Linked DNA regions of Mus musculus: regions 1 and 2 are each linked to region 3. A link is a contact called in ENCODE Hi-C or POLR2A ChIA-PET data. All regions are on one chromosome and are shown on one strand. The core of a region is the stretch at or near the end of the contact, and the rest is flanking DNA. Distances in the headings are between cores, read along the strand shown. Region 1 has its middle 3.6 kb from the start of Gm31733. Region 2 holds the start of Cep78 (centrosomal protein 78). Region 3 has its middle 120 kb from the start of Gm24319.

Evidence for each region. Hi-C counts contacts between places; a loop is a spot of excess contacts on that map. ChIA-PET counts read pairs that join two places held with the same protein, here RNA polymerase II (POLR2A).
Region 1: a map of left cerebral cortex shows a loop between it and region 3 (2.9-fold over the local background). The contact joins two enhancer-like sites. A Hi-C loop is called at or near these places in 3 of 37 maps with a recorded cell type or tissue (adrenal gland, left cerebral cortex and v-Abl transformed pro-B cells).
Region 2: a loop to region 3 is called in a map of v-Abl transformed pro-B cells, with 2.3 times the contacts of the local background. The contact joins the promoter of Cep78 here to the enhancer-like site in region 3. A Hi-C loop is called at or near these places in 1 of 37 maps with a recorded cell type or tissue (v-Abl transformed pro-B cells). POLR2A ChIA-PET finds 5 or more read pairs at or near these places in 1 of 5 experiments (Patski).

What each region holds. Positions count from the first base shown.
Region 1 is chr19:15,666,640-15,669,339 of GRCm38, forward strand. No RefSeq gene overlaps it. Among named protein-coding and RNA genes, the nearest start is that of Gm31733, 3.6 kb to the left of the region's middle. Within about 2 kb of position 1,385, at least 1 of the 3 ENCODE cell types and tissues checked has a DNase peak (open chromatin) inside an H3K27ac peak, as active enhancers do.
Region 2 is chr19:15,983,695-15,986,394 of GRCm38, forward strand. Cep78 (centrosomal protein 78) reads right to left here and starts at 1,295. Exons shown (of 15, transcript NM_198019.2): 1 at 919-1,295. The coding sequence starts at 1,186. C130060C02Rik (RIKEN cDNA C130060C02 gene) reads left to right here and starts at 1,381. Exons shown (of 3, transcript NR_045355.1): 1 at 1,381-1,598.
Region 3 is chr19:15,800,478-15,803,229 of GRCm38, forward strand. No RefSeq gene overlaps it. Among named protein-coding and RNA genes, the nearest start is that of Gm24319, 120 kb to the left of the region's middle. Within about 2 kb of position 1,499, at least 1 of the 3 ENCODE cell types and tissues checked has a DNase peak (open chromatin) inside an H3K27ac peak, as active enhancers do.

The DNA.
Region 1 (2,700 bases), core at 135-2,634, 130 kb before region 3:
AGCCATCTAATTCTGTTCACTACTGCATCAAAGCTGTGCATGAGAACACCTTGGCTGTCAACTTAGTGGCAGAAAGGACCAGCCAAGAGTGCTCTGTAATTTTCTGACAATTGTGTCTCTGTTAAAAATAAAATATGATGTATAGTGTGACATTTGCCCCCTTTACACTGACCCAGCCCATGCGACTCTCAGTGTGCTTGCACATGCATGCAAGTCTTTTGTATGTAGCAGCAACTGCCGTGTGTTTCTATAACAACCTCCATTAGAGCCCTTCCTTCTTAACCCTGTTGTTAGGCTACTGGAGGTCTCCCCAGGAAGGACCTAGCTGGGGTGGATTTAGCAAGAATTCTCATGGGTTGGTTTGACTAAGAATCCCCCCTGAGGTGGCATCTTCTCTTTACTGCCCACTCTGCGGGCCATCCCAGGCTGCCTGATAAATTTGTAACTAAGAGCTGTCACCCTCCCCGCTGAGGTTGCCCAGAGAAACTGGGTCTCCTCTTTAACAAGTGTCACCTATTCCTGTCCCTGAGGTTGCACCACTGACTTGGACTATGCTGAAGGTGACAAGGACAGCTAACTCCCTGGTCGTGGAGGGCTTTGCCAAGCCTCACTTTTCTTTCACGGACGCCTAAAACACTCTTTGATTCTCATCCCAGCTGGTCATTTAAAATAAACAAAGAAAAGGAAAAGGTTTGAAAGACACAACACAAATAAAATGTTCCTAACTGGACAATCAGTATGCATGATAAAGAACAGCCCTGCATTGATGGCCAGGGAGGAGGAAGGAAGGGATGGGGAAGGAAGCAGAGGAGGAAGAAGGGTTAGCCAAGTTAATGGTATACACTAAATGTTATAGCTTTATAAACTTACAGACGTGCAAAAAAGATCTCCATGTATACAATGCTTTAAAAAGAAATGAATTCAACTCCAACTGGCTTTGTGGCTGCCTTAGGAAAGAAAGAAAGAAAGAAAGAAAGGAGGGAGGGAGGGAGGGAGGGAGGGAGGGAGGGAGGAAGGAAGGAAGGAAGGAAAGAGAGAGAGAGGCAAATAAATGATGTTACCAGCGCTCCTTGCAATGTTTTAAAATGAATAAATAAAAGCTTCCCTGCCAACTTTTTTTTTATTATTATGTCTGTCTCTGACTTTTTAAATGCTTTCCCTAAAAATGTTTTCATGCTTCCTTCTCCCTGGACGTTTTACAGTCTGCCTTCCTAAATTTCACTGGAGACCTGCAAATCAAGCTGTGTCTTGCTGGTTTGATAGCTGCTTTTACGCAGCCCAGCGGAAAGCAGCGCCTTAGCATCATTCTTGCTGCGAAGAGAGTTTATTAGTCAGGCCTCCCCTGCTTGGCTGGCAGGAAGACGTGCTAGGAAGGCCAGAGCCATCTTGGCCGGGCCCAGGGAAGGCAGGCAGGTGTCTGGATCAGGCCCCTCTGCAGTGACCTTCTGTCTCATAGCAACAACACAGGAAATCACCTCCTTCCCCAGACACCATTTCACATCCATGCTTGCTTCCTGCCCTGATTGGGAGGAGAAAAGGGAAAGTGAGCAGAGACAGGAGATGAAAAATTCTTGTTTTGCAATCCTATTAATTAGTCCTGGAGGATTTTTTTTCAGCTGCTTCTGCTGGCAGGAAGGCCTGGGAAAAGGAGTCCTCGGGCTTGCCGCACTGGCCACTGGAGCCAGCTCCCTACTTGAAATTCAAATGAGAACCGCTCTGACCTTTCCTGTCATATATTTTATTTCAGAGACAGTTTACAAGGCCTCTCCACCATGCAGGTCATGTTTTAGTTTAAACAGAAATCCTCTCGTAGGTGTTGGATGCGAGTTAATGATTACACCGAAATCACTCTAATTAGGCTCTGTTGTTACACGCTGCCCTTTGGGGGTTGCTGCTGTTGTCACATACAGTATTTTGTAGAAAAATAATTGGCCTGAGCTTTCTTCCTCCCTTTCTCACACCTCTCTCTCTCTCTCTCTCTCTCTCTCTCTCTCTCTCTCTCTCTCTCTCTCTCTCTCTCTTCTGTTCTTTGATCTTTCAGCACTTGATGAGGAAGATCTTTTACCTCTCTGGTCCTTATGAACTTTTAAGAGGGCATCAGGCTGACAGCCAGAGCCAGGAGATGGAAGGGAGGCAGGGCCTTACCAAGCAGGCCTGCTTGCCTCTTGGGGTCAGAGAGAGGAGAACAGGCAGGGCTCCTGCCAAGGGACTCCCTCAAGCATCTTTTGTTCTCTGGGCATGCACAGAGGCTGAGATGTTGGAGTGGCTGGGCTGGATGAGGTTTATTTATTGCTTTATTTATTATTTACCTGCCATTATGCATCTGCCCCACTCACATGGTCTTCTCTAGGAGACTGACATCTCTGTGAAGATGAGGTGGATATGGACTTGAAGCCAAGAGAACCAGAGCTTTGCCAGAACAGCTGCAAGTCAGGGTGGTGGAGGGCCTTAGATGAAGACTTTAAACGGGGGGGGGGGGGGGGGGCGGTAAAGGAAATAACAAATTAAGGCTTCTAGCAAACTGAAAAGGGTGCTGGCCACCCACGCCTGTAACCCAGGACTTGCGTAGTCTGTGAGGCTGGGTTACTCTTCCTAAAGTTACTTCCGGTCATAGAAGGAGTAGAGGGAAAGAAAACGTTCCTAAGCCAGCCTCTCATGATCATTTCCTATCTAGAGTCATCAGAGACTTAAGAAGGAAAC
Region 2 (2,700 bases), core at 45-2,544, 180 kb after region 3:
GACCATAGAAGCACCACAAAGACTTGGCTGGGAGTTACAAAAATTCAAATGAAAGGAACTTGTAAATACGTTATCTGCAAATAACCAGAGTCAACTGTTTTACAACGGGTTCGTCAAAAATAATAGTTCCAGTCGGGCAGTGGTGGCGCACGCCTTCAATCCCAGCACTCGAGAGGCAGAGGCAGGCCAGACTCTGAGTTCAAGGCCAGCCTGGTCTACAGAGTGAGTTCCAAGATAGCCAGGGCTACACAGAGAAACCCTGTCTCTCAAATAAATAAATAAATAAATAAATAAATAAATAAATAAATAAATAAATAAATAAATAAAAGAAACAAATAATAATAGTCCCTTGGGCTGGAGAGATGGCTCAATGGTTGGACATACTTGCTGCTCTTGCAAAGGATGCGAGTTCGGTTCCCAGCATCCATATGGTGGTTCACATATGGACTCCGACCTCTTACCCCCTTTTCTGTACTCCGCAGGCACTGCACACACATAGTGCACATACACACGCGAAGGCAAAACCCTCAAATATTTTTCTAAAAATCAAAAAAGACGTCCCTGATTATTTTTTTGTTATACATTTTTTTCTTTCCATCTTTAACCTTCTCCTTTTCTGTATTAAACTTGCAATTACGAATGAAGGGAGATTGTACATTTAAACCCCTAAAAGAAGAGAGGGCAGGGACCATTTGCTAAATTATCACGCATATTCCCCTCGGGGTGCAGAGTTGGTCATCCTCGCTGTAATAAGGGGCAGTGTCGAGTTCTACTCCCTAGCTTGACTACTCCAGACAACGGACCGAGGCGGCAACCTGCAAGGGAGGCGGCGGCAAAAACTCCTTTGTGGCTAGGTGGAGGCCGCTTCGCAGGCTGATCCTGCACCGGGCTCCCACTTCTCCGACCAAACCCTCGCACCTCCGGACCGCAGAACTGTTTCCCCGAGCCACGGCTGGAAGGAGCTCTTGATGGCCACCAGCGGCAGGTCGCGGTTCACCCTGAGCGTGCTGAGCAGCGGTGCCCAGTCCACCGCGCGCAGCCGGTCGGCATTGAAGTCCAGCACGCCGTCCCGCAGGCAGGCGCGCACGGCGGGCAGCGGCACGGAGTCCTGCAGCGCGCACAGGTACTCGTAGTGCGAGAAGAAGTCGGCCGCGCAGTCGCGCCGGAGCTTCACCGAGTCGATCATGACCGGCAACCCCGGGGACCTCCACCAGCCGCCCCGCGCCGCCTCCCGCCACGCCTCGGGCGGTTAGCGCCCGCTCTGGGAGCCGCCGCCGCCGTTCTAGTCACCGGCGAGCTCCCGCGGGCGACGTGCGCATGCGTCGGCGCGCTCGCTGTGCGTCAGAGCGCGGGCCACGCCCACCCGGGCTCGCTACGTCCAACGCGCCATCAGCTGGAGGCGAGTAGATGCTCTGCAGTGAGCGCGCCTCTGGGTACCAAAAGTGAGGTGCAATGGAGTGACGACCTGAGAACCGGGCTTGACCTGAGAACTGAGAAGCGGGTTTAGCCTCGAGAAGACTGTTAGAAGCGCTCAACTGTTTATGCTTCCTCACCGAGAGAAGTCACAAGAAGAATTTCCCAACACGTATGCAAACCAGGTGGCTTCCTTCCTCTCTTCTTTGGGTTAGGCAAAGCTAGAGTTTAGCTTAGTATCCTCCATTGATGGTGGATATTTCTCTCCCTCTCTATCTCTCTATGTGTTGTTTGAGACAACGTTTCTCTGTATAACAGTCCTGGCTGTCCTGGAACTCACTTTGTAGACTAGGTTGGCCTCGAACTCTTACTAGTTTTCAATGTTAGTACTCTAAATAAACTCGAAGACGACTCCTGTATCACAGAGAGACCATAATTTCATTACGGTTTTATTATTAATGATTTTAACAGAGTTAGTAACATTGAGCATAATAGCTATGGAAAGTGAACTTGGGATTCACTCAGCAGTGGTTAAGTTGAGCTATTTTATTCCCTATGTCATGTTATTTAGTTATGCATTAAAATGAATTACTTTGAGCAGAAACAAAGTGAACTCTGGGTAATAAATACATCAGTCTGTTTTATTCTTTTTAAGGATTTATTTATGGGTACGTGCCTGTATGCTATCTGTGTGCAAGTGTCCAGAGTGACCAGAAGAAGGCATCAGATCCTCTGGAACTGGTGTTACAGGTGGTAGTGAGCCAGTCAGTGTAGGTGCTGGGAACCAGACTCAGAGCCTCTGAAAGAAGAGCTGTCTCTAGCCACCATTTCAGTTACATTTGTAAAAGATTTGCTTATATTTTTATTCAGTGTGTGTGTGTGTGTGTGTGAGTGACACGTGTACACAGTGCTTAGGGATATCAGAAAGGGGCGTCAGATGCCTTGGACCTGAAGTTATAGGCATTTGAGACATTTGTGACCCACCCACCATAGGTGCTGGGAATGGAACCCAGTCCTCTGGAAGGGCAGTTAAGTGCACCTAAGTGCTAAGCCATTTCTCTGAAATACTTTAAAGCACATTTATAAATTCCTGAGGTATGAGTTTGATTTTCTGTTTATAAGGCATACTATATTCAAGAGACATTATGAATGACAGGCTAAATGTCCACAGTTAAGTCTTTTGTGTCCTCATTCACTTCTTTTAAAACATAAGTTTGTTGTTTTTAGTCTGTCATTGGTAACTGCGAAGTGTTCTCGTAAATGGAAGGCTCTATTCTGGCTTTTGTT
Region 3 (2,752 bases), core at 249-2,748:
TCGTTTATCTAAAATTCAAAGTTAACTGGGTCTCCTTTCGGTTTTATGGCTGTTGCTTTGCTAATTTGAGCAAGACCCTCCATCAGGAGCCCAAAATAGGTGGAAATATAAAGATTTTTATTACATCTGGATAACATGTCCACCACCCCAGCACAGAAGACCAAAGTCCACCTCACTAAAGACACATGTCCCCTGAGGAAAACCAGGTACAAGTCTAGAAGACGAAGGACAGACATTGATCAGCCAAACACAGCAGATCTGTCCAAAATCGAAGTGGGTGTGGCTATGGAAAAGGAGCGTGTGGTTTCAAAGGTTTTCAGGGGCGGGGCTGGGGGGGGAGGGGTGATGTGGGCCAGCTGAGGGGGGGGGGAAGAAAATTGTGCAGGCTCCTTCTCAATCTCCTAAGGTTGTGTTTTTAGCCGTACACATTTGCCAGATTGCTTGAAAAAAGGCAACAGCTGTGGGAACTGACAGTTTACAGTTGGGATAAATCGCATTAGTGAAGTATTTCAATTAGAGTGATATCGAACTAAAAAACCAAAGTCATCCCTGAACAAATAAATTAGCACTTCAGTTCGTGAAGTGGAAGATTTCAACAGCGCCTACCTGCCCATTGTTGTGCTGATAGTTCCTGATACTGCCCTTGTAGGGATGGCGCATATGTCCTGCTAGAGAAGGACAATTAGTCAGGATCAGTCTATAACTAGGTATTTGTTTCATTCCTGACCAACAGCCAAATTTGGTCTCAGATCAGCCTGAAATGTCCCTAATGGTGCATCAGAGAGCCTTCCTGCGGGGTCCTGGTACAGCCCACCAGCAGGTCAGCCAGACGACACAGGGCTGGACTCTCTTTCCCAAGCTAATTCATCTACACCGGTAGCACTTTAAAAATCAACTCAGAGACCGGTCTTGCAGCAGATGCTTTTTCCGCCTGCAGAAGATGAATGTGAAGAACCACAGCTCCCTTGTTCTCTCAGGGTCGGGGCCAGCTCAGCCCACAGACTGCAGGCAGCCAGGGGCTCTACAAAAGCCTTCTGTTCGCCTGGCCTCCTTTTCCTTCCCACCCATTCTCCTCCTCCAACATCACACCCGGTTCTCCCAACTCCCCACCCCAGCCTGAGTCGCAGCAGAAATTTTTCCTCTGCTAGCTAGTGATTCCGGCTAATTAGGTGGCTGCTTTCATTTACTTCAGCAGTTGGAAGAGGGGCTAAAATAGCATTGCCCCTATTCGTGTTGGAAAAATAAATCATGCCCATTGTTACTCAAGATCTTCCTCTCCCCCTCCTTCTCCCGCTCCTTCTCCCCCCCTCCCCCCCCCCCCCGCCCCCCAATCAAGCAAATTAGCAGCTTGGTTCGTTTTCCTGGCATTCACTCCAGGGCAGCCAGCAGCACCCCGGAATGTGGCTTGAAGGTGTGTGGTCAGTACAATTGTTTGGAGCTGTTTGTGCCAACAATGGGAGGAAATGCCTGTCTTCCAGAGGACACCGAGTGGCACTTGTCTTCCTTAGCTTAAGGAGGTCTTACCAGCTGCTGCCAAGCCTGGCTTCTCAGGAAGAGATACACCGCCATCTATTGGTCACGGAGGTTAACGGCAATGCCTTTCTCTCCCATATTTGCTCGAGGCCACTAAAGGACAGACAACAAAGCTTCTAGTAAGTTCTAAAAATAAGCTGATTCTTTGTACCTCGGAGTAAGACGGCGTTTTCCTCTAAGGTTGCAACTCTAAGTGCAGTGCAGCGCGTGACTAATACTTCCGCTGTGGGGCGCTTTCCGTGATGCTGGTTTCCAGGTCTCAGGATGGTTGGCTGGCATTGTCTGAAAGAGCTTGAGGCTCACCACTTCTCCATCCGACCTCAACTATCTTGGGTATCAGCACTTCTGGGTAATGGTTCTTACGCTGTAAACCTTCATATCATCCTTCTCCCACCCAAAACAAGCCCAGTTTCTAAGACTGCAAGATGGGGAGGGGCATTCAAAAGCTTCCTGCATTCAGAGACACTTGTCTGTGCACTGAGGATCAAATGCCAAGTCTTTTTGCATCCTGGATCCTGAAACAAGCAACTCCCCTATTCCTGACAACAAATGCTTCGGCTGCCTTTTATTTCATTCTGTTCTACATACATGAAGGACATGATTGCCTCCCTGGTTTCCAGTTTTAAAAAAATCCTGATTTGATTAGCGTTTGTGTAGAGATGGACGATCATATACAACCAGTCCATCGCAATATGTTGGGTTTGGTTTGTGACTCTCAATCAGGGTGACTGGCATGACATCCAAGAGTCTTTGTTATCATATTGGAACATTTTGGATTGACACAACTTGACAAGGTGTTGAGCGTTCTACAGCATTCAGGAGAGACCCACCACTAACACACACAGCAGAGAGTTATCCAGCCCAAACTGTCAATAGCACAGATGCACTAGGAGTCTGGTTTAGAAAAGGGGGAGGGGGAGGGAGGGGGAGGGAGAGGGAGAGGGAGAGGGAGAGGGAGAGGGAGAGGGAGAGGGAGAGAGAGAGAGAGAGAGAGAGAGAGAGAGAGAGAGAGAGAGAGAGATCGCCCTCTGGTAATGGGGTTATGATAACATTGATTGTTCTCAAATGAGCCACACCGCAGAGACAGAGGATAATTCTCCTTCTCCCAAGTCAGTATTTACTGCCTTTTTTTCTTCTTTAGCTCTTCCATTTTAAACATAATTTAGCTGTCTTTTTCCCCCCTTCTGCTGCTGGGAAGAGAAAGGGTTGGAGGGGGAGG